Linked DNA regions of Homo sapiens: all the other regions are linked to region 3. Evidence: chromatin loops called from intact Hi-C (ENCODE). Cell type or tissue: OCI-LY7. All regions are shown on one strand. Links, peaks and the distances in the headings refer to the core of each region. The heading gives the core; the rest is flanking DNA.

Region 1 (6,451 bases), core at 893-5,892, 190 kb after region 3:
AGAGAGAGAGGCCTGGCAGCGGGATGGCTTCACCCTCCACACAGCTTTTGCTGTTGGCTTCTGCAGGGTCATGAGTCCTCAGCAGCCTCAGTTCCCAGAGTCACTCTTCACTATTGGGTGCCAGTTGGCTAAGTGCCATATTGGAAAAAGAGTACGGGATGTGAGCTTCTAGATGAACCAACCCATTATAATCAGACTTGGCTTAGTTTGGCCACACATTGCCAAGACAGGAGGGAGGTGTTGCTGACTCAGCACCAGGCACCCAAGGACAGGCAGGTCCAGAAGTGGCTTGAGGTAAAGGAATCTACAATGGACAACTGTAGTGTCCTAGAGATGCCTAGGGTCCAGCCATTAAGCTGTAGTCCAGTTCTCTCGGCAAAGGAAAGTTCACAGTCTATCTTCTCAGCTGCCCCTGAATCCAAGTCTCAAGGTGCAAAGTCCTGGAGGACTTGCAGACACCAGCTGCTGGCTTGTCCAGGAGATATTAAAGTTTCCTTTAAAATCATCCCAGCAGTCCAGATGACCTGCTCTTCAACCTCATCCTGAAATTGCATCCACAGCAGGGTAGACCAATCTGAGCAGCCAGCTCTGGAAGTGAAACTGAGGAGATCATAGCCAACAATCCTCCTTGGACCAGGTGGCATTCTGGGCTTTGCCTGGAGAAAGCCACATTTTTTACACAAAGACCAAAAGACCAAGGATCAGGAGGAAGAAGGCAGTGGGCATGGTAGGGTGTGGACTCTGCCTTAGCAGAGACTCTGGGGGAGATAAAACAGGGGGAGATGAGACCATGATCATCTCACAAGAGTTAAGCCTCAAAAGTCACAGGAGCTGTATGTAGAGCTACTTTGCCCACCTGTGGTTCTCCCCTGTAATGGGTAAGAACAAGAAACAGCATTCAACAGTTTGAGACACAGTTTGTCTAGTAGAATGCCAGAGGGATTGCAGTAGCAACCTGGTGACCCCGTTCATTCATGCATTCATTCAACACATTTTTATTGAGCACCTAATTTGTGCCAAGCATTATGCTGAGTGGTTGACAGGATAAAAAAATAAACTAACAGGCCTTACCCTCATGAAGCTTACATTCTAGCAGAGAAAAATGAATCAATTATACAATTCAAAACACTAATAATTGTAATAAGTGCTACCAAGGACTTTGAGAGTACATGATGGAACACAATCTTGGAGGTCCCAGAAGGCTCCTTTGGGAAAGGGACACCTAGGCTAGTCCCTAAAAGGTGAGAGTAAATTACCTAGAAAAAAGGATGGGATAGGGATGGGAAAGAACATGCCAGGAAAAAGGAGTAACTTATGCAAAGGCCTTAAGGCTGGAGAGAGCGTGACAGAATCAAGGAACCAAGGTCCCAAGTGGCTGGAGTCCAGAGATTGGTGTGCAATGGATCTCAAGAGCCTAGCTCTCAGAGAGGGCACCTCATATAGGGCCTCGTAGACTATCTAAAGGGTTTTTATCTCTAAGAGCAGCCAGAGCCATAGAAGGGCTTGGGGGAGGATGAGATGGCATAATTAGCTATGCTGACCTGAGCATTCAGCCCTCCCCTTTACCTAATGTTGCCTCCATACAAAGGAGGAGACCTGGCTTTGTGTCTGAGTTCATCATGATCTGAAAAACTCCAAACTGGATAATTCATGAGAGCTACTTTGCTTCTAGCAAGCACAGCTAGTCAACCGATTTGCAAAGACAAAATTTAGGTTTGCACGTGTGTTTCCCGAAGGGCAGGATGTCCCTGTGGGCTCCCATCTGGCTACCAATTAACTGATGTCTGCACCTTAGAGGCATAGACCTGCCCAGCTTGCAGGAAAGAGAAAATGGGGCTAACTTCCCCAGCAACACTATAAACTAAGGCTTACAAAAAGTAGAAGGCGGCTGGGCGTGGTGGCTCACACCTGTAATCCCAGCACTTTGGGAGGCTGAGGCAGGTAGATCACAAGGTCAGGAGTTCAAGACCAGCCTGGTCAAGAGGGTGAAACCCCATCTCTACTAAAAATACAAAAATTAGCCAGGCATGGTGACAGGGGCCTGCAATCCCAGCTACTCAGGAGGCTGAGGCAAGAGAATCGCTTGAACCAGGGCAGCAGAGGTTGCAGTGAGCCAAGATCATGCCACTGCACTCCAGCCTGGGCAACAGAGTGAGACTCCATCAGACAAAAAAAAAGGCAGAAGGCATGGCAGGTCACAGCAATTTTTCGTGATACCATTGAGACCAAGCTCACGGGAATCAAAAGGGCCCAGAAGTTGCTGGAGAGCAAGTCAACCTCTCCCTATCTCTGAAACTCAGGAAAACAGTCCCTTCTCTATGCACCAAGAGAGAATCTCTAATCTATCATTCCAATAGGATTCTCCTAAACTGCTTCAAGCCAGTCTGTTTTTTTATCCCAAAACAAAAGGATGCAGGGGAGGGTCTTCTGGTCTCAGCGACCTTCACAAGGGAGCCCCAGCAAATCGTTCCTCCAGCTCTGAGCCAACCGTGCACCAAGCTCAATCTCAACCTAAATATTCAAGGCACAAAAATTGATCATAGAGGTCCCCAGTAAGGGCAGAGTGGTTCTGAAAAAGACCACACTGACACACTTCTGCTGGACTTCCTCTCATGCTCATGAGAAATGGCTGCTGTACGTGGCCTCTGAGACCACCCAGGTGCCCTCCTGCTGGACACTCAAGATGGACATTCACAGTGCTCACCCCACCCTGCCACCCCAAGAGTCCTGGAAATGCATGTGCACACAGGCCTTCATCGCCCTAATGCTCACATGGCCACCAAGCGCAGGCTGGAATAGAAGGATGTGTCCTTTGACCTTTTTGTCCTCTCTTCCCAGACCGAGCCTGGGCATCAAGTGCACAGGAAGACAGTTAACCTGAATCACCACGTGGAAACACTCCTATATAGAACCTTTGTGCCTCAGGTGCAGAGGATCAGCCAGGGACAGGACAGGGTGACTCCCGAGGCCAGAAACAGGACAAGGTCCCTCCCCTGCTCAATAAGAATGGACACGAGACACCCATAGGACACACTCAGGAACTCCAAGTTCTGTCTTGGCCTCCCCCATCCCCAGCTGGCAGCCAATCCCCAAAAGCAGCTGTGGGTGGAGAGGGAGGGCAGTTTTGGATTCTATAGACTATAAAGCAGGTGCTGTGGCAGCTTTGGTCTTAGTAAGGCTGCACACCTCTCTGTTTTCCCCCACCTTAGTGAGACTCCCTGTGTCAGGACATTGGTGCATTTTCTCCCCCATGCACTGGACACAGTGCATTTCCATTTCTTTTCCAGGTGGGGACCCTGTAGCCAGTGACTCCTGACCTGGCTGCTCCTCAGCAGACACCTCAGGTTCCTCCTGCAGAAGAGACCCCTGTTGGCCACTCCTAAGCCTTCCTCAGGTGCCTAGATAGCCCCTCCACCCCGAGTCAGCAAGAAGGGCCACCGCAGTGACAGAGCTCCCCCTACTGAGAGCTCGCTGTGGTGGCGGGCCCGGGAGACCGAATGAGGCACTCTCTCCCCTAGAAATTAGATTCTGGGAACATCTTCCAACTCTCCCCCAATCCACTGCTCCCAAATAAGGGCAGCATTATCTGGAAGATCCTAAGAATCAAATCCTTTTACATCAGTGCCATATCTCCATTGTCAAAACTTGAAATAACTCCCAGGACAGGCCCTTAGCCCAGCCTGGGCCAGACTAATGGCATGTGTTCCAAGGTCCCCACTGCACCGATCTCAAAGCATCATGTGCACCAAACCATTCAGTTAAGCATTCCTACTAACTACCTCCCAGAGAGCTGGCCTACCCCTCCCCAAAGGAATTCTTAGACACCTTGCCCACCCTTACACCACAGGCAGCTGAGCCCAAGCTGACAACTTCCAAAGGACCTGTCGATATCAATGACAATAAATAATAATATAACATGCTTGGTTCTCAAAGTATATGACATTCATTTAATACACAAAAACAATGCCACCACCCTCAAAAAATAGATATCACCATCAGATGAGGAAATTAAGGCATAGAAAGATGAGAGACATGCCAGGATGAAAACTCAGCTCCTTACACATAAAGACCACTTTCTGGAGGAGCTGTGAGCTGAGGACTGTTAAGACGAAAGGACATTGGAACCAGGAAATCTCCGAGGCCTGAGCTCCTTTCAGGGCCCTGCCAGAAGAGGAGGCCGAGAAAGCCAGACCTCTCCCTCCCCAGGTGCTAAGTCACCACAGAGACCCTCCCCAGGTCACCACAGCCTTAGAACCACCACCACCAGTGGTGACAGAAGCCTCATGGAGGAGCAAAATAGGTGAAGGGAAATGAGCACAGGCTCAGAGGCTTGACCAGCCTCTCCCATCCTGCCCATCGCAAGAAACATGTTCTTCAGAGAGCTCTTAGCTAGAGAAACACTAAAGGCCCTCACAGGTTCATCTTTAGGGCATCTCCCATCCACAGCCCAAGTCGATACAATCCAGTGCCCCAGGATACTGAGAGTGACACGGATAGATGATGCTCAATTTGGGAAGCAGCAAGGGCAAGGAAAGCAAGGAAACTAGCCTGGGCTCTAGAGCTGGATGACTTACAAAATGTTGGTGTCACTATCTAAAAACAAAGGAGTCAAGAGGAACACCATGGGGTGAGAAAGGAGATGATGAGTTAACGCGAAAATGCTGGGCGTCCTGCCCCACAACTTGGCATGGAATTCACCTCAATATAATTTTTGCTGTAAGATGACAGTGCTAATTTGTTCACATTTATTACAGTTGGTTAATCCACCCAAATAATTCATTTATTTGAGGCCAATAAACTGAATGCTAACTGGCCTCAAAGTCATTCATCATCATTAAGTGGTAAGGTTATGTGGTTATTAATAAACCAAGCCTGCAGATAAAAGATTTACGGTCACTTAAGCATTTGTTTATTAATTCAATAAAATTAGGCCAGATGTAGTGGCTGACGCCTGTAATCCCAACACTTTGAGAGCCCGAGGTGGGTAGATCACCTGAGGTCAAGAGTTCGAGACCAGCCTGACCAATATGGTGAAACCCCGTCTCTACTGAAAATACAAAAATTAGCCAGGCGTGGTGGCAGGTGCCTGTAATCCCAGCTTACTCAAGAGGCTGATGCAGGAGAATCACTGCAACCTGGGAGATAGAGATTGCAGTGAGCCAGGCTGTATTAGGTACTTTAAAAGATTAATAAAAACAAGCCCGGTCCCCAAGTAGCTCAAACCTTACTAGAGAAGAGATGTGATGTCAAGGGCCATGAGAGGGGACAAACTGCCATGGCAGTTTAGAAAGCGGATGAGCAGGTCCTTCTGTACAATCATAGAGGGCTACATGAAGGAAGGCGCCATTTGGGCTGGACCTGGGAAAATGGGTAGGTGTGGAACAAACTTTTATCATGGGGCATGCATTCCAGGCAGAACGTGTGCAAAGGAGGAGGTAGGAAAAATGAAGGGTATTTTTTAGAAGCAGTAAGGATTCCTGGAAGACAGTGGCAGCATTTCTGGGTAGGGGGTTCACAGGTGTTGTTGAGGCCCTGCTGCATGCCAGGCACTCTGTACCATAGGCAGGCTCCATGCTGATCATGGAGATAAACACATACACAAAAGACACAGGAGCCCTGGCCTCATGGAGCTCATAGTCCCTCCAAGGATACAGTCGAAAAAGAAGACTGGAGAGCCCCCAGTGCTGACCATTTAAGGAGCCTGGGGACTTGGGGGTTAGCAATGGAGAGTTAATGACAGTTTTTAATGCTGCAAGGTTATGATCAGCGCCTTTTAGAAGATTTATCTGGCCCGATAGTAGAAGAAAAACTTAAGAAGAAAGACGGGAAATATTGAAATTTCAGTTAAGAAACTACTGTAGTAACCCAGATGAGAGATAATTACCAAAATCAGAGCAGTAGGTAGGAAGAAAAATAGGGTATGAATGCAAGAGATACTAACCAAGCAGACTACACTCAATCTGGGAACTAGCAAGGGCAAGAAAAGCATCGAAATGGATCTGAGGGCGGGCACAGTGGCTGACGCCTATAATCGCAGCTCTTTGGGAGGCCAAGGTGGGAAGATCGCTTGAGCTCAACAGTTTGAGACTAGCCTGGGTAACATAGTGACACCCCATCTCTACAAAAAATTTAAAAATAGCTGGGCATGGTGGCACACACCTGCAGTCCCAGCTACTCGGGAGGCTGAGGTGGGAGGATCACGTGAGCCCTGGAAGTTGAGGATTCAGTGAGCCGAGATTGCGCCACTGCACTGCAGCCTGGATGACAGAGCCAGACCTCGTCTCAAAGAAAGAAAAAAAAGGAGAAACTGACCTGGGCTCTAGTGCCTAGGTGATTTACAGAATGTTGGCATCATTATCCAAAAACCAGGGTGTCAAGAGGAGCACAGCGGGACAAGGAGGAGGGTGATGAGTTCATGTGGGGTATGCTCAGTGTCTTCCCACAATGAGAA
Region 2 (6,451 bases), core at 988-5,987, 220 kb after region 3:
CCAACATTCCTCAAAACTGTCAAGGTCATCAAAAACAAGGAAAATTTGAGAAATTCTCTCAACTGAGAGTAGGCAAAGCAGACATGATGACTGGATGTCATATGTGGTCCTGGAACAGAAAAAGACAATAGGTAAAACTAAGGAAATCAGAACAAAGTATGGGTTTCAGTTAATAATAATGTATTGGTTCATTAATTATAACAAATGTACCATATTAATGTAAGCAGTTAATAAGAGAAGAAGCTGGGTGTGAGGTATATGAGAACACTGTACTATCTTTTGAAATTTTTCTGTAAATCTAAAACTGTTCTTAAAAAATAAAGTTTTTCAAAAAAATATCAGCACATTCTAGGAAAAACTTACATAACTTAAAAACAGAGGGAAAAAAAAGAGAGACAAAAGGGACTTTGGGATCATGGAAATTAAGTCGTCCCCCACCTGTCAGACCAGTGGAAAGTCAGGTAAAATCAGAACTGAAAGTGACATCCCGGGGGCACTGCCAGGGTCCTGAGAGAAGGCAGTTTGGGGATACAGTGAAAGTCAGACAGCTGGGGGCAACAGGACGAGGACCTGGGTGCAACAAGTGTAGGGCAGCAATCAGAAAGCGTGGTCTTTAGGTATGGGCATAGATGAAGCAGGAAGCCTCACTTAGAAGCCTCCAGCTCGAGGACGCTTAGCAACACAGGTGAGTATTTAAAACAGTGCAGAGTGGGGAGTAAGAAACCAGGGTGAGACAGCACAACCACCTCTGCAAGCATTTAAAACGGACATGTGCCTAAACGATGCCTGCTTTGCAGGAACTCACAGACACACATTTGGTTTAACAGAATTATTTTTTATGGGGAGATGGAAATAAGAATAAATGGAGAAAAATAAATGAACAAAATAGGAGAAGTTTCCTGCCCAAACCACACCAGCAATGACAATGTTCCATGAACTGAGTGTAATTAATTCAAACCACTACCCTGAGGGGTGTGTGTGTGTGTGTGTGTGTGTGTGTAGAGACAGTGTGTGTATGTATGTGTGACTGAGAGACAGAGAGAGAGGAGAGGAGAGGGAGGGAAGAGGAGAGAAGGGGAGGGGAAGGCAGGGGAGGGGAGGGGAGAGAAGACATAGGAGAGAAAGGAAAAGAAACAGGAGAGTCCTAAGAGGCAATGTCTCACTTATTTGTGGAATCTAAAGATCAAAACAATTGAATTCATGGACATAGAGAGTAGAAGGATGGTTACCCGATGCTGGGAAGAGTAGTGGGGGGCTGGGAGGGAAGGTGGGGATGGTTAATGGGTACCAAAACAAATAGAAAGAATGAATAAGACCTACTATTTGATAGCACAACAGGGTGACTATAGTCGATAATAACTTCATTGCACATTTTAAACTAACTTAAAGATTGTTATTGAATTGTTGGTAACTCAAAGGATATGTTTTTTGACACATGAGATGTTTTAATACATAATACCCCATAAATATATACACCTACTATGTACCTACAAAAATTTAAAAAATAAAAATTAAAAAGTAGAAGAAGAGGTAAGGGAATCAAATGAGATTTTTTTCAGAACTGGATGAAAGGCAACAGAAAAAGGAATGGTGGAAAGAGGGTGGCTGAAGACGTTAGGAAAGAAAGGCAGGAGAGCGCAGCAGTAAAAGCTGGCGTGGGGGATTCCTCTGTGAGAGGCAGGGGAGTGGTCAGGCTCTCTCCAAGGCAACGGTCAACCAAGAAAGTTTGTTTTTGAAAACCATAACCTTCTCTGTCAAACGGGACAAATAGGACATAAGCCTTAGAGGACAAAGACAATAGATATTGGTGAGGGGATAGAAGAAGCAGTGGCGAAGAAGAGAGATGGGGAGCCCAACGGCTACCCTCATGGTACCGTGCTAAGGTTAAGGTTGCCCTCGTGGTACAGTACTGTGAGGAAATTACTGATGGGTATTGGGGACTTGCCCTCATTCTGCCATCAACCAGTTATGTGACCTTGTGAAAATCCCAAACCTCTCTGAGCCTCAGTTTCCTCATCTTTAAAATGAGATGTTGGAATGAACACGCTCCCTTCCCTAATCCAGCAGTTAATGCAGTCTGGGAGTTCATGCAGGAAGGAAGACTAGTGGCATTACCTCCTTGAGGCTGGATTCACAGCAAAGCCTCCAGCATCTATACCTCCACTCCTATTGTGTATCGTGCCAACAGGGTCCGGGGATCCTCTGAGCCTTTTCAGCCTGTGTGGGCTGTCACACAGCTCAGTTCCACATCTTTCATCGTGCCCTCCTTTGTTATATACGTGGCCCTATAAGGGCAGTCCTCTGTATTCCCACAGGACTGAGCCTAGGAAAGAGGTTCATTAAGTATTTTGCCACATTCTAGGCCCAACATATCCCCAATTGCTAAAGGCTCTGAGGCAGGACATTTCAAAGCAGAGAACAATTGTTCTCTAATTAGGATCTGATTTTTAATTTAAACTTCAACCTGAAAAGCAACCTGAACTCTATTTTAGTCTTTTCCGGTTTGCCATTCCTAGAAATCCTGTCCAGTGACCTGACCTTGTGGGAATTTTCCATCTTGTCTTGTGTTGACTCAGGACAAGACACTTCCTCCCTCTGGGTCTGAGTTTCTTCATCCACAAAATAAAAGAGCTGAAGGACACAGCCCCTAGGATCCCTTCCAGCTCTACTACTCTCGCCAGTTGGAGTAATCTGAACCTACTTAGGCCCCCAGGACCTTTCACCAGCCAAGTACAACCTCCTTGTCCCACTCACCAGGTAAGAAGTTACCTTTGAGATGGATTTCACAGAAGGGAGGAGAAGTGCAGAGAGCTAATGGCCATGATTATAATAGAAACAGGATAGAGAGACCACAAGGTTACAGAACATCCCTTAAGACCTCAGAGCAGTAGGAAGCTTTCCCACCTACCTACCCAGAGCAGAAGGAAGGTTGACAACGTGAACCTACTTTCTACTACCTGGGAAATGTATGTGATTGGTATGGAGCGAACAGGCTTCAGAGCAAGAATACCTGGGCTCTACCCTGGCCTCACCTCCTATTACTGGTATGATCTTAGGCAAGTGATTTCATCTTTTTGTTTCTCCATTTCTTAACACAATAAGTGGGGTTCATTACAATGTCAATCTCACAAGGTAGTTGTGAGTACCAAAAAGCGTGGTGCATATCAAAGTTCCTCGCAAAACTTTGATACTGAAAGCATGGTCCAATGAGGTCAGCCTTCACTGAGAGCTTCTTAGAAAGGCAGAATCTTGGGCCCCACCCCAGATCACCCATACTGTTGAATCAGAATCTCTGTCTTTAAAAGATCCTCAGGTGATTGGCAGGGACAGGAACGTTTTGGAATTGTTGCAAAACATTACACAGATGCTAATCTTACTTCCTATAAAAAATAATTAAGATCATGACACCAATAAACACACACACACACACACACACACACACACATCCTCCCCTGCAACAGCATTTCCTCTTCTCCTTCCACTGGACTCCTCCACGCCCTGCTCACCACTTCCTGCAAGCTCACAGTGCCACCATCTGGACAAACAAAGGCAAAGCAGATGACTGAGATGTGCAGGGAAGGACACTCAAGGGCCTGGAACACCCAGAAGAGAAGTGGCTTTGTGGGAGGAAGTCAGCCTGTGCTGAACATTATGGTAACCACCAGCCACCTATGGCTACTGAGCACTTGAAATGGGGCTACTACAAGCTGAGATATGCTGCATATCCAAATGCACTCTGGATTTGAAAGACTTACTACAAAAAAAGAATGTAGCTCCTGGAAGCTAAGTCTTAGTCCTAATTACTGCGTGGCTGTCCCCCCACAGGTAGTCTCTGTCACAACTCACCACCTGCTCCCTGTGCCCCGGGAACTTTCCTCTCTGGAGCAGGACCCTACAACGCCTCCTTCTGCCACCTCTGCCCTTTTGAAAAGTAATTAATGACAAGGCCAGGACCTGAGCCTTTCTCTCCACCACCTGCTGAATGCTTTATCCGATACATCATGTGGTTATCCAAGGATTCACTGGCAGTTTTACAGTTTCCAGTTTTTCTGGGTATGCATATTCTTTAAGAGCACTTGACTGGTTGCCTGAATTTTCAGTCTTTCTGGACCGCAGTCTTCTTTATAAACTGGGAGAAGAGAACTAAATAATCTCCAACATCCTTTCTAAAGCTAAAACCATATGGGTCTCTGAAACCTGGCTGTACACGCACCAAAGGCAGAAGCCTCGGGTTTTATTTCCTTTGCATCTCTCCTGCAGCATTTCACACACGGAGAGTACTTAAAGGAATCTGGCTGGCTTTGCCTTGCAGAAGAAGGGAACTGAGATGTCCCTTGCCCTCACTAAGCCCAGTTATGCACACGCATGCACACACACCCCACCAGCTTCTCTAGGAAGGAAAAGGAGATAGGAGATAGAGAAGAACCGTGGAGAGCAGAGGCGGCAGATGGAGGCATTCCTCCGGAGAGGAAGGTTCCCGGAAGACAGGGAGGTAGGAAAAAGAGAGTGGAGACACTTAAGTTGTCTGGGCCAAAGCTGCTCAGAGGATCCATATCTTAGATTTCATCCTCATGAAATATTCAGTGAGTGCATCCCGGAGCTCCCATGGGTGGCAGAGGCTGCCCTTCCTGGGCATTTCTCTCTGAGTTGGGATCCTGGGTCCACTTGTCCCTGTGCCTCTCCTGTACCGCCACCCTCATCTTGTTTTCTCATAGTGTTGCTGGCACTGGGCCTCTGTGCTTTGCTGCCTTCTAACTCTCCATCTGCCTCCCCAGCGGTCTTTCTCAGCATCTGTCCACCCTCTTACTTCTATGCCTACCTCTCTCTCTGCCACTGTCACCCCACCCAAGGGTGAGGATGCTCCCCTTTGAGGGCACCCCAGTGACATGGGCTTCCATAGCTGTCTTCTGCCATGCCCTCCAGAGTGCCACATGCCTGAGCACAGAGAACCCTCAGGACTGCGGGAATGAGACGCCTCGTGCAAAAGAAGAGCGAGACCCACCAGGATGCAGAGAGGGTAGGAGCTGGGGGTATAGTTGAGGAGTGGGGAACAGAAAAACAGCTCTGGGGGAAGATGCTGGCTTTATGAGACACCTGGGCTGGGCTAGGGCTCAGAAGCCCCCTAATGGGAGAAGAGCACTGTCAGGGGTCCACTTGTGCCCCTGTGGGATCGTGGGTGACCCACCGCTCCTGGAAGCTAAGTCTTAGTCCTAATTACTGCATGGCTGTCCCCCTACAGGTAGTCTCTGTCCTAACTCACCACCTGCTCCCTGTCCCCCGGGAACTTTCCTGTCCGGAGCAGGACCCCACAATGCCTCCTTCTGCCACCTCTGCCCTCCCAGGTTCTTCAACCCCTGGCCCGGCCAGGATGCCTGTTTCCCCTGTGGCTCAGAGGCCACCCAGCCAGAGAAGGGCAAGGACACGTGTGTCTGCCGGGGGCCTGGGCGAGTGTTCCAAGTATGTCCTCTGGCAGGGGGGCCCAAGGACAGGCTGCGTTTCCAGGACTGTTTTGGTCTCAAGTCAAACTCGGCTCAGGTGTAACTTGACCAGGGTTGGCTCAGGTTTCCAAGTGACTTGGGGATAGGGTTGCCAGATAAAATACAGGGTACCCAGTTAAACTTGAATTTCAGATAAATAACAAACTTTTTTTTAGTCTTGCATGGGACATAGTTATACCCAAAAAAAAAATTGTCTAAAATTCAAATTTAACTGGGTGACCTGTGTTTTCATTTGCTAAATCTGGCTCGCCTTCTCCAAGAAAATGACAGACTTTATGTTGCTTTTTGCCACGATCACTTCCAAAACACATCCTAGCCCAAGCCCTTCCAACTTGAACGTTCTCTGCAAGCCAACAAATGTGCATGTGAATTCTTCCTTTGCTGAATGTCTCAAGTCTCTTTTTTTATTGAAATGATAGCACCAGCCAGACCCTTACCAGAACAGGCTGGTCTCCCCCTGACTCCTCCCCTGCCCTGTTTATTGCTCATTTCCCCGCCCCTGCCCTTGTCTTCTGGCCCATTTCCAAAAGGGTCACAGCCAAAAACCTGGGCATGGTTCACCACAACGAAGTATTAACCAACCAACATGAACCAGCACTCCTCCCTCCCCCTCCCCGCCCCCAGCCCAGTGACAGTCGGTACCCCTGCCTCCCGGGCCACCGAGACTTTGGAGAGCCAATGGGCTGTGTCCAGTGGGAACACAGGAGCTGCAAGGACGGAGCCACTGGAATCAGGAGGGGCTATGTTTGACCAAGGCTCAGTGGAATGACCACTGTGCCCACGAGGTAGGAGAATGCCCATCTATTATGTCCTTGGCCTTCCTGCCCCTCCACCCTCCCATTCAAATGTCCACCATTCCAGCCACTGGGCTCATTCCATTGCCCCTCTCTGGAAATATAGAGGTCAGTACTTTGCACTCTCAGGCAGTTCCTAGAAGCAGCTGGAGAGAATGA
Region 3 (6,451 bases), core at 750-5,749:
TGGTCAGGCTAGTCTCGAACTCCTGACTTCGTGATCCGCCCACCTTGGCCTCCCAAAGTGCTAGGATTACAGGTGTGAGCCACCGCACCCAGCCAGAAGCTATCTGAAGTGGCTCAAGCTACCTTCCCCTGTGACCTCTAGGCCCATGGGTGACATGTTCATACTTGCCTTGGTCACACCCCCACCCTGCCCTGCCATCTCTCAGTTCTCTTTCTCCTGCTTAGTGGGGCCCAGAGCAGATCAGCAAGTCATCCAACTGGGGGCCAAGATGTCAGCCTCCCTTTCCAAGGCACCTCTAATTTCTACAAGTAATTTTCTTGGAGCCTCGCCTCACTGGGCTGGCTGGGGGTGAGAGGGTGGGGATATAAATTTCACCTCAGGGGGAAGAGAAGAAATAATTTCTCAACACAAATGCCTCACACTCATGGCTTTCTTCCCCATTCCTCCTTCTTCACACAATCCCATCCTAGTTGATTCCTGCTGCTGTAACAAACTATCTTAGACTTAGACTAGGTAATTTACAAAGAAATTTATTTCTTACAGTTCTGGAGGCTGGGAAGTCCAAAATCAAGGCACCAGCATTTGGTGTCTGGTGAGGGACTTCTTACTCCATCTTCACATGGCAGAAGGGGCAGTGTGTCCTCATATGGCATAAGGCAGAAGGGCAAAAAGAGCTGAGTTAGTTCCCTTGAACCCTTTCACGAGGGCCCTAATCTCATTTCCGAGAGTGGAGCCCTCGTGGCCTAATCACCTCTGAGAGGCCCCACCTCTTGATACTATCACATTGGGTCTTAGGTTCCATCATAATGAATTTTGGGGGAACACACAGATTCAAACCATAGCACCCCCTTCCTAGTTTTCTTATGTAGACTTGCGAGAGGGATACAAGTGGCTAATGGTAGAAGGAGCTACTCGTTACCTCCTAACCAGTCTGGGTGGGGGTGGCTTCCAGGGACCTCCAGGGCTTGGTGGGTCTCCTTACAATGGAAGATAGTTCACACCTCTTGTTTCCAGCTATGGCCCTAGTGCCCATTTAGGGATATCAGGAGAAGGACCACTCAACATCCTTCAGCAGCCTTCAACAAAAAATGGGCAAGCTTTAATAAAAGAAAAAAAAAAACAAAATATTTTCACCACAGAATCCAAGGCACAAATCTGTTTGTCAGGGATGAGTGAGACTATGTATATCTTTTGTGTGTAGACACAGAAATCCTCTCCTGACCAAAAGGTTCAGCTCCTGCGTGAGCCGGTCAGGAAGAAAGGGCTAGTTCTCCAGCTGAGGAAATCAAACAGCTGTTTAGCGGCAGGGAACGGCTCCCAAGGCTTCAAGACCCTGACACCTGAGGGGGATCATCTCAAAAATCCTCAGCTCGTGGAAGATTTTATTTTCCCCATTATCCAGTCCTCACTTACCCCCAACAGTCAGTCAAGAAGCCACTAACTGGAGGACAAATTGGAAGGACATAAAGCACAAACAGTTCAGAGAAGTCGGAGAGGCCAAGAGTTGTTATCAATAGAGTAGAGGTTATTCTCTTAGTGATTTTCAGAGTAAGCCCCTAAGAAGATGGGAATTTCATTTTAAACTTAATAAAGAATAGAGGACTACTGTATCCAGGGGGCTGACTGTGTTCTCTCCCTTCACAGCTCCGTGCATCCAATAGTTGGCCAGTGAACCAATGACTTTGCAGTCCCTACTGTTTGCAATGTGGAGACAGACAGGAGAGCCGGTTCCCACCCCTAGACTGCTGGGAGGGAAGACACGCACTCCAGTAACAATGCCCAGCAGATACAAAGCATATTGGCACAGTACCTGGCTATAAGAATCACTGAATAAATGATTTTATACCAAACTGATTTCAAAGGTTTTATATCAGAGTACCCAGAAATGTAAACCAGAACAAAAGTGCCAAGTTAGATGCACAATGGTTACAAGGGAAGGGAGTGCCGAGAGCAAGCTGATTGTGGGCAGGATGTGGGGGGCGGGGCAGCCAACTTTGAGTTGGAACGCTGGAGTTACAGTGTAGGGGTTCTGCCTCCCACAGAAAAAAATTCAAGGCCAGGGGAGCAGATTACCAATCTTGTGTCAGCTTTGTGGTCAGAAGGAGAAGTAGCGTTCTCTCAGTCCTGGAAGGAGGAGGCATACCAAGAATCCTTCTTAGAAGACTAGAAAAGATGTGGGCTCGTATTTTATCGTGAGGGCCAGGAAGATGGCAAATGGAGCCTACCAAGGACCAAAGTTTGCTTGGTTTCATCTAGTGTCTAACTGGATCAAATAAATCTAGTGCTAATAAATAACAGCTACATCATTACAATGGAACAATCCTGAGACAGGCCAATGTCTTTCTCCCCATTTCTCAGATGAGGAAACTGAGGCACAGAGAAGCTATGTGACTCGCCCATGTTTACATCATTTGTAAGTGGAGCCGGGATTCAAACCTGGCCCTATAGATTCAGAGCCTGTGCCCTTAACCACATGGCTTTCCCACCTGTGGTAAACTAGAGAGTTCTGCATGCCCAGACCACTCAGAGAAAGAGGCACCTCCTCTATGTGCCATGCTATGTAGTGATCCACAGCAAAGCGTAGGGGAAAGAATTGGAGGGATAGGCAGGGAAGGTCGGGAAATGGATTCCTTCTCTGCAACCAGTCATGGAAGGAGCATTTCAGGTTGATGTCCGCGATTTTCAGGAAGAAAAGAGTACCTTCCTTCCAGGTCACTGCAGTTCCCAAAAAAATCCTCGCTCTTGCCCAGCTGCCGGGGCAAGCCCTTTTGGCGAGCTGCGGATAGGGTTGAGGCACCACCTAGTGGCTTAAACTGAAAATACTCCCAAATGAATGTCCCTGGTGAAAGGAGGCAAGAGGGGAAATCGTGATCGCCCAAGGCAGGAAAAGGGAATCGAAAGCAAAAACTACTCATGCTCAAAGCCTCCTTTCTGCATTCCCCTCTAGCCTACAGCTACGCATCATTAAAAGATGTCCTTTTTATGCCAGCCTGGTCAAGAACTATTATGTTGTTGTTCGGGTTTTTTTGTTTTTGTTTGTTTGTTTTGTTTTGAGACGGAGTTTCGCTCTTGTTGCCAAGGCTGGAGTGCAATGGCCCGATCTGGGCTCACTGCAACCTCCGCCTCCCGGGTTCAAGCGATTCTCCTGCCTCAGCTTCCCGAGTAGCTGGGACTATAGGCTCGTGCCACCACATCTGACCAATGTTTGTATTTTTAGTAGAGACGGGGTTTCGCCATGTTGGCCAGGGGTCTCGAACTCCCGACCTCAGGTGATCCGCCCACCTCAGCCTTTCAAAGTGCTGAGATTACAGGCGTCAGCCACCGCGCCCGGCCAGGGTCAAGAACTTTTATGTGAGGGAGGTTAGTAGGTCAGGTCAATGGATTTCAACACCCCCAAAAGAACTGTAGTCTAGATTAGGCATGTGAATAAGGAGAGTTAGGGAAAGGAGGGCAGATAGGAGATTCAGTCTGAGGGGAGAGGTTTAAATACAGCTTCTAGAACTCTGAGCAATGTTCATACATTGGTGTCAGGTGCAGATGAGGCTGTCAACTGGTGAAGTCAATTCAGGATGGTTGATAAGAAGGGTTTGTGCCAGGGTCCAACCTCAGGAAACTAGGCAGCTGATTGGGCTCCCTCACTCCACCTCTAGAAACCTGGGGAGATGGGGAAATTTCAAGCATTCAAAGGATCAGACAGGAGAGGTGGAAAACAGACAAAATCAGATTCAGGAAGTGGCCAAGTTTAGTGTCAATTTATGCCAGGTTGAATGATGGTCAGTCTGTACAGATTTGGTCCCAAGTCTGTTCAGGTTAGCAGCGTGCAAGGTGTGATGGAACCCTTGACCCTGCAGGCATTGATATTCTGTTATGTTTTCTAAGAATGATACTCTAGATGTTTCTCTCTGCCCCTGGGCTTTGTTACATCTGCTCTCCAGGCACCCCAGCCCCAGCAACCCCTCAGTATTCAGACCAAGGCAGAGGATGGCATTTCTTCTATTTGACCATCAAGGACTTGCCCTTCGGGCATATCAGGACTGACACTGCAACTCACTCCTTCACCTTTCCTTTAGCCTCTGTAACTCAGCTCCCTAAAGTTTCAGGCTCCCCTGCCCCGTTCTCTCTTTTCTATTTTGACTCACCTTTATTTTCACTTTTTAATGTTGACTCTATCCTTGAGTGAAGTGTGACTTCACCTTTTGTTCTAAGCTGAGCTCAGGGCTCAGTCTCACTAGCGGTCAGATGGTTTTGCTGGTCAGAGTCGTGTCAGGAGCCTCTCCACTTGATCTCAGATTCCTGCCACAGCTGCCAGACTGCTGTTTCTCCTTATTGCAAAAGCTCAGGCCATTGAAGAGCTCCCTAAACTTATGTAGGCTAAAGGGATCTCCCTTGGGTCTTTATTTATTTATCATACAGAACTGATCATCCCCAGGGATCAATGAATGAATGAGCCTTCCTATGTCTATATTAGTGATGTATTTATGTCATAACATACTTAACATAGTCGTGTTTCCAATTGTATATGCCTGAAAGGCTAAACTGCTGTAACAGGCCCTGAGTTACAGTGTCTTCAAAATAAAGTTTATTTATCTCTCATGTTACAGTTCAGAAAAATATCAAGCTATTTTTCTGGACTCAGTCATTCAGTGACTCTTCCATTTTATTTCCTCACCACCTTTCAGAGAATTTCCCTATGTTCAGTAAATATTTGAGCACTTACTATTTAAAAGGTTCTGGGTCACATTTTACAGGAGATAGGTAGTTCAGCCTTCTCAGAACTCAAGATCTAATGGGAACACAAAGCAAGTAAAGGAATAAGTACAGTTGAGAGAAGAAAAACAAATACAATAGAGAGATCTGCAGGGATCAAATGAGGAAGGAATCACCTTCAGTTCAGGGACAACAGGAAAGTCTTCACAGAGGACATGTGTATAAGATAAGATTTGAAGGATAAATAAAATTTTAGTAAACAACAGAAGAAAATGTTACCAGTGGAGAAAACAGTATGAACCAAAGTTTGAGGATTAAAATATATATAGAAATGCTCCTAAATGTCCATCAATGATAAATTGGATAAAGAAAATGTGGTACATTGGTTTCACCGTGTTGGCCAGGATGGTCTCGATCTCTTGGCCTCACGGTCCGCCCACCTTGGCCTTCCAAGGTGCTGGGATTGCAGGCATGAGCCACTGTGCCTGGCCTTCATTTTTTCTTTGAGTCAGGATCTCACTCTATCACCTAGTCTGGTGTGCAGTGGTGCAATCATGGTTCACTGCAGCAAACTCCTAGGCTCAGGGAATCCTCCTGCCTCAGCCTCCCAAGTAGCTGGGACTACAGGCACATGCCACCATATCTGGCTAATTGGTTTTTATTTTTTGTAGAAATGGGGTCTCACTATGTTGCCTAGGCTGATCTCAAACTCATGGCCTTAAACAATGCTCCTGCCTCTGCCTCTTGAGTTTCTTGGATTACAGGCGTGAGCCACTGCACACAGATATGGTTGTTATCTTTATTATACTGATGCTTTCATGGGTATATGTCAAAACTTAGCAAATTGTACACTTTAAGTGTGCAATTAATTGTATGTCAACTATACCTCAATGAAGGTATTCAAAAAACTGCACACACAAAAAAAGAAAGTGTGGTACATATACACCATGGAATACTATGCAGCCATAAAAAGGAACAAGATCATGTCCTTTGCAGGAACATGGATGGAGCTGGAAGCCATTATCTTCAACAAACTAAAGCAGGAACAGAAAACCAAACACCACATGTTCTCACTTATAAGTGGGAGCAGAATGATGAGAACGCATGGACACATGGTGGGAACAACACACACTGGGGCCTGTCGGAGGGAGTGGGAGGAGGGAGAGCATCATAAATAATAGCTAATGGATGCTGGGCTTGATACCTAGGTGATGGGATGAGCTGTGCAGCAAACCACCATGGCACACGTTTACCTGTCTAACAAACCTGCACACCCTGCATGTGTACCCCTGAATTTAAAATAAAAGTTGGAAATCTAATAAATAAATAATAATTTTACCAAAAAAATTTAGGAAGAAATGAGGATAACAGAATAAGGCATAAGGAGAATACAGTTTTGAGAGAAGTTAGAGCCTCATTGTGGAGGACTTGGATGACAGGTGAGGAACCAGTTCTTCACTGGTGGGCCAGGGGCAGTCATCTGAGATTTGTAGTTGGGGAGGAAATGATCAGAGCTCTAACATTAATTGAGATGGACTAAAATGGAGATGCTGAGCACGGGAAAACTAACAGAAAACTACCGTAAGTCAAGGAGGACACAGCACAGACTGGATTCAGGTCGTAGGTTCAGAGAAGGGGCCTGAAGAGAAACCCACGATGAAGGCAAGACCGACAGCTGTGGAATGCTGGAAATGAAAGGGGGAAATAAAGCATAACTCAGAGTTTTCAAGGTTTATACACTCAA
Region 4 (6,451 bases), core at 764-5,763, 54 kb before region 3:
GACAAGAGAAATACCTAGACCCCATGTTTCCAAGCTCCAGTCTTCACCACTGCTGACTTGTTTTCTCAAGCAATTCTGTGCTTCCCTAAAGAAGCAAGTATGCTCACTCACGTGGAGCCCACCACCCCCAGCCTGGTAGTGAGGGAGTGCAATCGGTTTCATTAATAAAGCAGCCTCAGAGAGGAATTTCATTTAAAAACAGAGACAACTAACTATATTAGTTTGAAATAAGTTCTGTACTTTCTAAACTCTAAATACAAATTCATTAGTTTTTAATTCTTTTTTAAAAATCCAGATTCCACAACTCTATGAACTGTTTAATATGAATTCCCACTACAAATTCTAGAGCAGGAATACAAGGTATTTTCTATATTTACATTTAAGCAAACAGGTGTGAAGCAAGTAAAATGTGTTCAGAATTGCTTTAGACTCTACTAATGAACTGTGAAGATTTATTTTATGATCCGTGTCATAACGAATTCTATGGAGCACTAACAGAACCAAAAGGAAGACTTACAATTTTCAACAGTAGATATTAGATGGTTAAGACATCCCAGGAATCCAGTGTGTTTTTAGTAGATGTTATTAACACATTGTTGAGTAGGTTACACTGTATTGAAGAGGGCTCTAGAAAACAGACAGTGGGCACAAAGCTACACTGAGGACTGCATTAGAATGTATGCTTATTATTTAAATTTCCCTGAGATAATTTATACACTATTCATTTCCAACAAAAGATCAAGCGAGGCGTGGTGGCTTACGCCCTGTAATCCCAGTACTTTGGGGGGTCAAGGTGGGTGATCACCTAATGTCAGGAGTTTGAGACCAGCCTGGCCAACATGGTGAAATCCCGTCTCTACTAAAAAGACAAAAATTAGCTGGGCATGGTGGCACATGCCTGTAACCCCAGCTACTCGGGAGGCTGAAACATGAGAATTGCTTGAACCTGGGAGACGGAGGTTGCAGTGAGTCGAAATCACATCACTGCACTCCAGACTACATGACAGAGCAAGATTCGGTTTGAAGAAAATTTTAAAAAGATCGGAAGTCATATAATATTGGTATCTTAAAAAATTTAAAGTAATTACACAACTAAACTGGAGCTTAACCCACAAGGGCTCTTGGCTTTGCCCAGGAAAGAATTCAGGGGCGAGCAAGAGATGGAAGAAAGCAGCTCTATTGAAGTGGCAGTGTTACAGCTCCGGTGGTGTTACAGCTCCATGACTGCTCCTGCAGAGCAGGGATACACCTCAGGCCGTGTGCTCAGGGTAGCAGCTCAGGGCAGTTTTGCAGTCATATTTATACCGACTTTTAATTACATGTAGATTAAGGGGTGGTTTATGCAGAAATTTCTAGGGAAATTTCTTTTGGGTTGTTGGGTCATTGCCTTGGAAAGAGGTGGTAATTCCTGAGTGTTGCCATGGCAATGGTAAACTGACATGGCACACTGGTGGGCATGTATTATGGAAAGCTGCTTCCTCCCAGTCCATTTTAACTAGTCCTCAATTTGGTCTGGTGTCTGAGCCCCGTCTCTGGAATCGAGTCCTGTCTCCGCCTCCTACCCCAACAGAGTAAGACTTTCTCAGCCTCCTGCACCACCCCACCTATTAGCCAAAGAGAGGAAATCCCTGATAACCATTACACTGCCCTATTTATGTCTTTAAGATAGAGTAAGGAGTTACAGGTACATAGTGTCTTGTATTTATTAATAACAACCATATCATTATGACAGAAAGCATGATGAGCAATAGCGAAAGTGTGTTTTTAAAAAAGCAACACCATGGATATCTGATCAAAACTTTGTTTTGTGAGCAATATAATTTAATACATGCTATTAGTATATAGTATGGGCTGTAGAAAAAATAGAATGCAGTATTTACCAATGTGCTTATGAAATCTATGGAAATTGGTATTTCTTGTTTTTCTCGGGGGTCAGCATGATGTCACAGAAAGTGCACAGTTATTTAGAGGCCAAAAGCCTAGATGTGTAAATCATGTTTGCCTGACTTAGCAGCTGTGTGGCCTTGTGGACCTTCCTTCAACCCCTCTCAGCTTCCATTTCTCCTCTGGAATATGGGAGTCATAACTGCTACACGGAACAGTTTTGAAAATGAAATGAGAAAACACATAAAGAACCCAGGTCAGGACATTGGCTCATAGCAGCCATTCAGTGCGTGTTGGTTTCCTTATTCCCTTCACCTTTCTGGATTAGGTCACATCCAGTGCTTCCCACATGCCAAGGCCAGTCTGAATGTCTGGCTCTCAAACTTTTGGGGATCCAGATGCTTTGTGCCTCTAATTAAGGTTATAGATCATCTCCCCTAACAAGTTCATGTGCATATAACATTTTGCAGGCAATTTCTCACAGACTCCCTAGTATTCACTTATGGACCCACTTGGGGTCCACAAATCCAGGTTAAGAATGCTGGACCTAAAGAATCTTGGGACAGTAAAGGACTGTGGTGTGTATGAAAGATTTGCTCACCAACTATAAAGAAACTAGAGGTCCTAATCATCTCCAAGACACTATCTGGCAAGTTATATATTTCTGAAGCCTGAATTGACATGTACAGGTCCATCTTGTGGCACTAGTAATAGCATTCTCACACACACACACATATGCATACACACACATGCACACACACATGCTGGCACACACACACATCAAGTATCAATTTGCGATCACTAGTTTACATGGAAACTAGGAGCTTCATTGGAATAAAAGCTTGAACAATAGCCAGTACTATGGTTCGGACATCTCAGATATTCATGATCGAGTAGGAGTCAAAGATGCAATGGAAACCACAGTGAAGAAAGGAACCGAAAAGAAAATTCACCAAGCAGAGGAAATCAGCAACAAGTCCTGGCAGGTCACAAAGAGAGAGTTTCAGGTGGTGACCTATGCTTAAAGCCTTTGTTAAATCTAGCTGTCTGGGCGGCATGTGTGATCCTGGAGAGAAAGGAGCCTATGTAACAATGGAAAGAGCTGTTCCACCAAACCCTGCAATGCCTTATGACCATGTGATCCACTGCAGTTCATCCTGCCCCAATTAAGTGCAACACAGAAGAAAAAGCATTTTCCTTCCCCATTCCATGGAGGGGCTGATGGCAGTGGTGGCCTGGATGAATCAGGAGGGATCTGGGCATAACTGGGGACAGAGGCCCATGCAGAAAGCTGGAACCAGAGAAGGGGCACTAATTGGCATGACAGAGGACAAAATAAGAGTAACCTGGACCCACAGGCACAAGTAAGAACCCTTAAGGGATGCCCAGAATACTTGAGAGAAGGTGTTTAATATCATTAAAAGCTCAGATTGTGTCTGTGGGTGTATGTGTGTGCATGCACACACAAGGGCATGTACATATGTATGTATATATGAAAGTTATAAGTGAGAGGTGGTGTCTTAGTCCATTGTGTGCTGCTGTAACAAAATATTACATATGTGGTAATTTATAAAGAAAAGAAATTTATTTCTGACAGGTCTGTAGGCTAGGAAGTGCAAGGTTGAGTGAGTGGCCTGAATCTGGTGAGGGCCTTCCTGCTGCATCATCCTGTGGTGGAAAGCAAAAGGGGAAGAGAGTGCAAAAAAACAAGAGACAGCAAGAGAAGGCTGAATTCCCCTTTATAACAAATCTACTCTTGCAATAACAAGCCCACTTCCTCAATAATAACATTAATCCATCCATAAGGGCTAATTAGGGCTAATGACTTAATCAGTTCTTAAAGCTCCCATCTCTCAACATTGTTGTGTTGGGGATTAAGTTTCCAACACATGAAATCTGGGGGGTATATTCAAACCACAGCAGGTCACAAGTCCTCCCTGCTTCATAGGCTCCTTCTCTGGACCAAACCCTTCTTCCTGTTTTTATTCTTGCCTGCACACCTGGTCCAAGATGCTTAAGATAACAGGCTCTGGGGCCAGAGTGCTAGGCTTTAATCCTGACTCTACTACATAACACGGTCACTTTAGACTATTGTTTTAACCTTTCTGTGCCTCAGTGTTTGAGTATTAATGTTAGTATAACCCTATTCACACAAACCTGCTCCTGCTCTTTTTTTTTTTTTTTTTTTTTTTTTGAGATGGAGTCTCACTCTGTCACCCAGGCTAGGGTGCAGTGGTAAGATCTCAGCTCACTGCAACGTCCGCCTCCTGGGTTCAAGCAATTTTCCTGCCTCAGCCTCCTGAGTAGCTGGGACTACAGGCACGCACCACTACACCCAGCTAATTTTTGTATTTTTAGTAGAGATAGGGTTTCACCATGTTGGCCAGGATGGTCTCACTCTCCTGACCTCGTGATCAGCCCGTCTTAGCCTCCAAAAGTGCTGGGATTACAGGTGTGAGCCACCGCGCCCAGCCACAAATCTGCTTTTAATATTTAGGGGCATTCTAGCAATATATACAAGGGAAAATGTTCACTGCTGTATTACAGGTGTGATACAGTTTGGATGTTTTCCCCTTTAAATCTCATGTTAAATTGTGATCCCCAGTGTTGGAGGTGGGACCTGGCGGGAGGTGATTTGCTCATGGGGCAGATTTCTCATGAATGATTTAGCACCATCCTCTTGGCACTGTCCTCAAGATAGCGAGTTGAGTTCTGGAGATCTGGCTGTTTAAAAGTGTGTGACCCCTCCCCGCCCCCTCTCTTGCTGTCTGTCTTGCCATGTGAGATGTCTGCTGCCCCTTTGCCTTCTGTCATGACTGTAAGCTTCCTGAGGCCCCCCCAGGAGCTGATACTGGTGCTATGCTTCCAGTACATCCTGCAGAACCATGAGCCAATTAAACCTCTTTTCTTATAAACTGCCCAGCCTCAGGTATTCCTTTATAGCAATGCAAGAACAACCTAACGTAAGGCGCCCAAATCATTTTCTCCATGAATTAATCCCTCTCATCCTCTACTCATCCCAAGTGCCCTTTCTCAGAGAGTCTGCATCAAGAATTCCTATCGAGTAGTCAGTGAGCAGGGCAGTTATACCCATCTGTTTAGCCACAGCTAACTGAACCAAGAGTGGACACCTAGCCCAAGCATCAGATCCCCTTCCACAATTCTGAATGGAGATCCAGAGAGCTGGGTCAGAATGTGAACATGCACCTAGAATGATTTAAAGCTACAGTCAGGTCAAGTAAATGCAAAGAAGAAAGGGTCATTTTGAGAAAAAATATAGACAATAATTAGACAGAGAGAGGAGCAGAAATGTGAGACCACACAGCTCATAAGAGGGAGAGGGGAGAGGAAGCCCAGCAGCATTTCTTACCCTTGGTTCCATGAGGGACTTCTATATCCACCTCCTCTCAGATCTTAAGTTTGCTGGAGTGGCTTTCAGGTACTTGGCACCAAACAATTCTAACACAAGTGTTATCCAAAGGAGTTTAGATAGGTTAGGTACCTAAGTGTCATCCTTGTACAAATGTGGCTGCCACAGACAAGACCAGAAGCCAGATCATGCCAATTTCTGCATAGCAGAAGGTATGGAGTTCCTGATTGCCTCAGGGGGAAGTAGGTAAAAATAATAATATTCTCTCATTCAGGCTGAAAGGGTTCTGAGTTTTCTTTGATGTAACTACATCATTGGACCAAATTATCTACCAAATTCTTCCATTAGATTCATATTTTAAAGTTATCTTTTAATTATCTATTTAAAAGTGCATTATAAATAGCTATGCAAAAATTACCACATTTCAGAATTCTTCATCTAAATTTAGCTTTAGGCTAAGAAAAACCACATTATCCTTAAATGAGAAAAAAATATAAAGGCAATTGTGATGACACATTGTTCCTGTTTTGGCTTGTTCCGGTAACATTTCAAACTGTTACTAGAAATAACGAGATTTTTTTTCAAACCTATGTGTTCTCTTTACCATCTCTACTTGTATGGGAGGTATGTGTGTGCACGTGTACTATGTGAATGTGTGTATATGGACATGAGTGTATATGGATCAGAGTGTGTATACGTAAGTATATACATTTGTGTAAATGTATGTACGTGTGTATGAGTGTGTGTACCTATGTGAGTGTGTGCACATGCATGTGAGTGTGTGTACATGCGTGCAGTGGGTAATAGTGAGCAATAACAAAGCCTCCCTACTTCTTAGGCTCCGCTGGTCCAAACCCTTCTCAGTCTCATTCTTGCCTGCACCTCTAGTCCAAGATGCTTAAAAGAACAGGTTCTGGGGCCAGAGTGCTGGGTTCTAATCCTGGCTCTGCCGCATAGTGCTATATGACTTTAGCCTTCAGTTTTCTCATCTGTAAAAAGAGGTTAATTAGCGTACCCATATAATAATTTTGTAAAGGTTAAATGAATAGATATAAAACTCTTAGAACCATGCTTAATACTGAATAAATATGCAAAAATATTAAGCCCTATTAGAATTAATCATGTCCCTTAATTATAAGAAAAGCAGTTTCTTTTTTTATTGAACCCCAGATCCACCCCTCAATTTCAGATTGAGAC
Region 5 (6,451 bases), core at 728-5,727, 780 kb before region 3:
ATAAAAATTGTGAAGATGAAAATTTTAAACATTTATTTAAATGGCTTCCAACTGCTATTTTACATGAAGTTACATATTCTCAAAATAGTGTAAAATGCTTTTTGCATAAATAATTTGTGTGGATTGCTTTATATTAATTTCTTCTAAATTAAAACATAAGTATTATGATCTTAATACTTGAAAGTATTCTTTTAAGTTTTTAAAAGTATTTTTTTCTTCATCACTTGTGACTATATATTACAGTACAGTTTTTTTTAAACCGCAGGTGACAACTATTACAAGGTCATGAAATCAATTTAGTCACTCCCAACTAGCATTTTAAAGAAATCAAAAAGAACATATAAAAACATATCATCTTTTGCAAGGGTATTATCTTAGGAAATGTTTATTTAGCTATTTTACAAGTATATATGTACTGGGTCATGATGTAAAATGAAATTCGTACTGTGAGTCACAGTTAAATAAAGTTTTTTCTGAAAGTCATTGGTTGGAATGGAAGAATGTCCTGCCTGGGCTTCTTTCCCAGCTGTATCCCTTTTTCAGCTTTGTGACCTTGGGTTGGGTATCTAACCTACTCATAACTCATCTTTTCATCTGTAAAGCAGGGATAATATTAATATCTACCTCATAAAGTTGCTGTAAAGATCAAATGAGTAAATCCAAGCAAGTCCTAAATAAATATTAGCTAATATTGTTAACATAGGTATTAATACAGATTCATTGTTCATTATAGCAAATTTTAAAAATACATTTAAAAAGAATTTAACACTTCATATCATCACACAGAGATAAGCACTGAAATAATCTTTTTTCCGAATACCCAAGAAATATAGAAAATTTAATGTAAATTTAAAAATTCTGCTGGTATCATAGAAATTCGCGTATTCAGACTCAGAAGAAAAGCTTTAAAGATCAAGTATCCTGACATGTCCACAAATCTTTGTATTTAAAGATAAGCTTGAGATAAGTAAGCTAAACTAGATTCACCAAAGACAGAGTTAAGCCTAAGCTTCTTTCTAGAATAAAGATGAGAGAAATGAAATCAGGAAGGGTGCAATGTTATCATTATAAAGAAGAGCTTATTACCACAACATTATGGGGGCAGCTGTTTCATTAATTCCTAAGGCTGAATGCAGGAGCCCATCTAAACACTGCATTTGTCATAAGTCATACAGATGAACACCGTACTCCAAACATGGCTGACCGAAGTACTTAGTTTCTTTACAGTTTCTCCCTGGGTGATCTCATCCGTTCTGTGACCTTAAATCCTTTCTAGATATTGATAAACTCTTAAATTTACATCCTTAGCTCAGACCTCTCCTCTGAGCCCTGATTTACAGATCTAACTTCTTGCTTTACATCACTTCTTGGAAATCTAACATATTTAAAACAGCTTTTGCCTTTTTTCCTCCTGATGAAACCTGTCCTTCCTCGAGTCTTTCCTACCTCAGTAATGAGCACCACCCGGCTGCTCGAACCTGAAACCGTAGAGCACCATTCCTTCCTCTTTCTTCCCAACCTGACATCCAGTCCATCGGCACCTCCTGCCAGTTGTGCCCCCAAGATTCGCCTCCAGCATGTCCTGTTGGCTCCATCCCTACAGTCGGCACGAGGGGCTGGCCAGCCACTGGGCGCCTGGAGCTGTGCTAACCTGCTTCTGCTCTGGAGTTTAACAGCCAGGTAATTTGTCCTAACAGAAATCAGACATGTCAGTCCCCTGATTAAAAGCCATGAGTGGGCCAGGCACAGTGGCTGACGCCTGTAATCCCTGCACTTTGGGAGGCCTAGGTGGGCAGATCACAAGGTCACGAGTTTGAGACCAGCCTGGGCAACATGGTGAAAACCCGTCTCTACTAAAAATACAAAAATTAGCCAGGTGTGGTGGCGTGCACCTGTAATTTCAGCTACTTGGGGAGGCCAAGGCAGGAGAATTGCTTTAACCCAGGAGTCAGAGGTTGCAGTGAGCTGAGATTGCACCATTGCACTCCAGCCTGGGTTACAGACTAAGACTCCATCTTGGAAAAAAAAAAAAAAAACCGAGATGGGCGGATCACGAGGTCAAGAGATTGAGACCATCCTGGCCAACATAATGAAACCCCGTCTCTACTAAAAATACAAAAAAAAAAAAAAAAAAAAAAAAAAAAAACCCAGCTGGGCATGGTGGTGCATGCCTGTAATCCCAGCTACTTGGGAGGCTGAGGCAGGAGAATTCCTCGAACCAGGGAGTCGGAGGTTGCAGTGAGCCGAGATTGCACCACTGTACTCCAGTCTGGCAGCAAAGTGAGACTCCTTCAAACAAACAAACAAAAAACCATGAGTGTCTTCCTTTGCACATAGGATAAAATCTGTATTCCCAGCCGTAAAAGGCTCTGCATTATCTGGCCCCATCTGCCACTCTTCCTCTTTTTTGTTTTTTTCTCATTGTTCTTTGTCTCACTTTGGTGATACTGGCCTTTTCTCAAGAGCTTGAACTCACCCAAAATTCCTACCTTTGAGACTTTGTATATACTTTACCCTCTCCCTGAGACACATCCCTCTCTCTCCCATCCCCAAAATTTAGCTTTTCATCTATCAAATCTCAATTTATGTACTTCCTTAGCGAGGCTTTGCCCAGCCACCCAGTCCAAAGTAGTGGTTCTCTTGTTACCCTGAACCCATTATTCTCTTTCTCAGCATCTTGTTCACTTGTTTTATAGTATTTGTCACAGTTTAGTAATTATGTATTTCTTGTGTATCTTTCCCAATAGACTGCGATGAGGGATAAAGTCATTCCTGTTTAATTCCTCATTGTATACGAAATGAAGTAATAAGTGAACACATGAATAAAAAGGGACAGTCATAAATTTTGGAAACAGTTCAAACTTATAAACATTCTCATTGCCAACTTTTATATTAATATAGATCTTTTGGATGATGCAGGTACCTGTTTTCAGAGTGTATCATAATATTCTGTCACTAGGGGGCAGTTACACACCTGAGATTCAACTTACCTAGTTTACTCTCAAGACATTTTTTTCTTCAATATTACCTGTTTTCTTCATGTGTCTGTTTTGAGGGAAATTATACAAATTGGAAGATCCTGATTGTGTTTGTATAAGTTTATTTGTATTCCCCTCATGCTTGAGTCCCTATTGATATAATGTATTTCTGACTATGCTAGATCAATCTTTAATCTAGAAAATTAGATTTTATATTTACACATAATTTCCATTTCTAATATATAATATTCCCACACAGCCATCCTCTAGATTTTTGTTTGGGAAAGGGGTTAGGTGTCGGGGCAGGCAATTGTATTGTCAGCATCGTAGTAGATAATACAAAATGATCTTAATATGAGATGCACACACACAAAATGTCTTTTCCCGTTGGCAAACACTCAAGTTACATGAAAGGAAAGGAGCAGAGCAGTCTGCAGAGATCTGACTTTCTCTAGGAATTAATTTCACAGCTACAACTTCTGAGGATTTGCCCAAGTACTTACTATCATTATTCCTGTTTTAAAAAAACAAAACTTGGTTCATGAGTTCACCAACCTTGAAATTAGTAAGCATGCTTTACTATTCTTCATGTCATTTTATATGCATATATTTGAAATTGTGCAGATTAACAGTATTGAGATTCTTACTCTAGCAAAATCAGAAGCATTGCAGAAACCAAAACTGTTGTCAGGAATCCTGTAATTTTAAGCTGGCAGGCTGTGTGAGTTGTAAATTTTACATTTGTTACTGCAGCTAAAGATGGACCATTTTAGCTAATAAACAAATCCCTGCCATCCTTTGTCAGCACCATGTGAACCATGCTGTTTATAGACATCTGAATATCTGTATGATTTTCTTGACTATGGTGATGATATTTTAAACTGTGGTTATAATTTAAAATCATTTTTAAAGCCTGTATCAGTTTCAGCCAAGCATTAAGTGCTAATACTGAAAAATGTATCTGAAAATGAGTTATTTTGGAATAGAGGTTAGATATAACAAAATGTTAGGAAGAAAGCCAAAAACCTGTCATGATACATACTACTGTTAATTTAGGAGAAAGCACTCTGAATTGTTAGCCAGTATGTAAACAAAATCAAAGCAGTACTAAAATGTATATACTTTTAAGTTCATGAAAATTGTTGTATAACCAAGCCAGGATGGTGGCTAAAATGCTAGCACCAGGGGCTAATATCAGTGTTGCTGTAAGGTGTTCCTAAATCAGGTTATTATCTGTGCTAAGGCATGAAGTATGTTATTATTATTAATTTTAATTGACAGATCATAATTGTATTTATGGGGTAGGTACAGTGTGATGTTTTGATACATGTATACAATGTGGAATGATTAACTTAAGCTAATAAACATATCCTTCACCTCACTTATTTTTTGTGATGAGACATCTGAAATTTACTGTTAGTAACTTTTGAAATACACAATACATTATTATTAACTGCAGTCACCATGCTGTTGCTATAGATTTTTTAAAATTAATTTTTTATAATATTTTGAGACAGAGTCTTACTCTGTCACTCAGGCTGGAGTGCAGTGGCATGATGTTGGCTCACTGCAGCCTCCACCTCCTGGGTTGAAGTGATTCTTGTGTCTCAGCCTTCCTAATAGCTGGGATTATAGGTGAGCACCACCACACCCAGCTAATTTTTGTATTTTTAGTAAAGATGGGGTTTCACCATGTTGGCCAGGCTGGTCTCGAATACCTGACCTCAAACAGTTTGCCTGCCTCGGCCTCCCAAAGTACTGGGATTACAGGCATGAGCCACTGTGCTCGGCCTGTGCTAGAGATCTTAAACACAAATTCCTCCTAACTGAAACTTTGTAGCCTTTGAACAGCACATGCTCATTTCATTTCCTTACCCCCACTCCCATCTGCTGGTAACTACCGTTGTATTTTCTAAGGCAGTGGCCCCCAACCTTTTTGGCACTAGGGACTGGTTTTGTGGAAGACAAATTTTCCATGGGCAAGGTTGGGGTGGGGATGGATTTGGGATGATTCAAGTGCATTACATTTATTGTGCACTTTATTTCTATTATTATTACACTGTATCATATAATGAAATAATTATACAACTCATCATAAGGTAGAATCAGTGGGAAGCCCTGAGTTTGTTTTCCTGCAACTAGATCTAGGTCCCATCTGGAGGTGATGGGAGACAGTAACAGATCATCAGGCATTAGATTCTCATAAGGAGGGTGCACCCTAGATCCCCCACATGCACAGTTCACAGTAGGGTTCTCATCCTATGAGAATCTAATGCAGCTGCTGATCTGACAGAGGTGGAGCTCAGACGGTAATGTGAGCAATGGGGAGCAGTTGTAAATACAGATGAAGCTTCCCTCACTTGCCCTCTGCTCACCTGCTGTGTGGCCTGTGGCTCGGGACTGCTGTAAGACATGATGTATTTTTGGTTATTTGAAAGGTGGACATAGTAATGAAAAGAATTTTACATCAAACATTTGTTCTACTTAAGTATATTTTAAAACAAAAATGTTTGAGGATTTTAGATTTTTAAACTTTAGGAATCCACTTTTCTATTTTGTTTCTTTGAGAAAATAATTCTTGAAATATGAGACTTGTACAATTTCCAAAATCTTTGAGAATGCATTTCTCATAAAACATCACTTTGTGTTTACATATATGTGTATATCCATGTATATATATACATGTACATACATGTATACACATAGACATACACATTTTCCCTGTTCATTTACTTTTATATAGCCAACCACTTATAAAGACACTAAAAGCTGACAGCCACCAATATTACTCTGGGGCTGTGTATATAATAAGTTATATAACTTTTGCACCTCATTCCTTCATATACATCATATATTAGTATACCCATATTGTGATCAGCTGCAAGTTTTAGCCTTGTAGTTGTTGTTTGTTACTTTTATATCCTTTATTCTTTTATAGTTTTATAGGTTATCTTCCACTGTTTATTTTGTAGGGTTCTCTGTGTATATGAAAAGCCAAAAAAAAAAAAGCTCCCCATTTTGTGAATAGCTTTTGTTTCCATAATCTATTTTCAGGTCAGCTGCTTGTTATTTGGAATTTGTTTTCCCATAAAAAATAATGTTGGCTAAATTTTTGAGCCAACACACAGAACCTATTTCTTCACAACTGACTTAATCACCATTTATAGCTTGTTTTTTGGGATAAAATGCATTGCACCTTCTAACTCTTGTAATTGTAGCTGCTGCTGCTTTTCTTCTACTTTTTTAAAGAGACAGGGTCTCATGCCAGTCAGAATGGTGATTATTAAAAAGTCAAGAAACAACAGATGTGGTGAGGTTACAGAGAAATATGAACACTTTTACACTGTTGGTGGGAATGAAAATTAGTTCAACCATTGTGGAAGACAGTGTGGTGATTCCTCCAAGATTTAGAACTGGAAATACAATTTGACCCAGCAATCTCATTACTGGGTATATACCCAAAGGAATATAAA

What was found. Peaks named below come from ENCODE experiments on the same cell type or tissue, not always from the same donor. Only the 100,000 strongest peaks of a DNase experiment are listed, where the experiment ranks them.
Region 1: a loop joins it to region 3, with 12 times the contacts of the local background. A loop is called at or near these places in 4 of 110 quality-filtered maps.
Region 2: a loop joins it to region 3, with 7 times the contacts of the local background. A loop is called at or near these places in 9 of 110 quality-filtered maps.
Region 4: it touches region 3 in a loop (4-fold over the local background); 3 of 110 quality-filtered maps call a loop at or near these places.
Region 5: it touches region 3 in a loop (5-fold over the local background); 50 of 110 quality-filtered maps call a loop at or near these places.

The regions. Positions count from the first base shown.
Region 1 is chr11:111,419,747-111,426,197 of GRCh38, forward strand. It overlaps a transcript of BTG4 not described here. Among named protein-coding and RNA genes, the nearest start is that of POU2AF1, 44 kb to the left of the region's middle. In OCI-LY7, for the core only: CTCF peaks have their summits at 3,438 (motif pointing left) and 3,643; DNase peaks (open chromatin) are centred at 1,745 and 3,415; H3K27ac peaks cover 2,435 bases.
Region 2 is chr11:111,443,211-111,449,661 of GRCh38, forward strand. It overlaps LOC107984386 (a long non-coding RNA gene), which reads left to right and starts at 2,654. Exons shown (of 3, transcript XR_001748382.2): 1 at 2,654-2,757; 2 at 4,924-5,017; 3 at 5,343-5,434. It overlaps LOC644277 (a long non-coding RNA gene), which reads left to right and starts at 6,128. Exons shown (of 4, transcript XR_001748381.1): 1 at 6,128-6,283. It also overlaps a transcript of BTG4 not described here. RefSeq lists an enhancer at 3,442-3,621. In OCI-LY7, for the core only: CTCF peaks have their summits at 3,516 (motif pointing left) and 3,724; a DNase peak (open chromatin) is centred at 3,511; H3K4me3 peaks cover 39 bases.
Region 3 is chr11:111,227,775-111,234,225 of GRCh38, forward strand. No RefSeq gene overlaps it. Among named protein-coding and RNA genes, the nearest start is that of POU2AF2, 15 kb to the right of the region's middle. In OCI-LY7, for the core only: a CTCF peak has its summit at 2,799 (motif pointing left); a DNase peak (open chromatin) is centred at 2,867; H3K4me3 peaks cover 693 bases; H3K27ac peaks cover 425 bases.
Region 4 is chr11:111,173,921-111,180,371 of GRCh38, forward strand. No RefSeq gene overlaps it. Among named protein-coding and RNA genes, the nearest start is that of POU2AF2, 69 kb to the right of the region's middle. RefSeq lists an enhancer at 3,983-4,052. In OCI-LY7, for the core only: no CTCF peak of the experiment used is centred there; DNase peaks (open chromatin) are centred at 2,881, 3,551, 3,881 and 4,471; H3K4me3 peaks cover 3,485 bases; H3K27ac peaks cover 4,035 bases.
Region 5 is chr11:110,445,158-110,451,608 of GRCh38, forward strand. The region is part of intron 2 of FDX1 (ferredoxin 1); the gene reads left to right. Among named protein-coding and RNA genes, the nearest start is that of FDX1, 18 kb to the left of the region's middle. In OCI-LY7, for the core only: CTCF peaks have their summits at 2,970 (motif pointing right) and 3,174; a DNase peak (open chromatin) is centred at 2,944.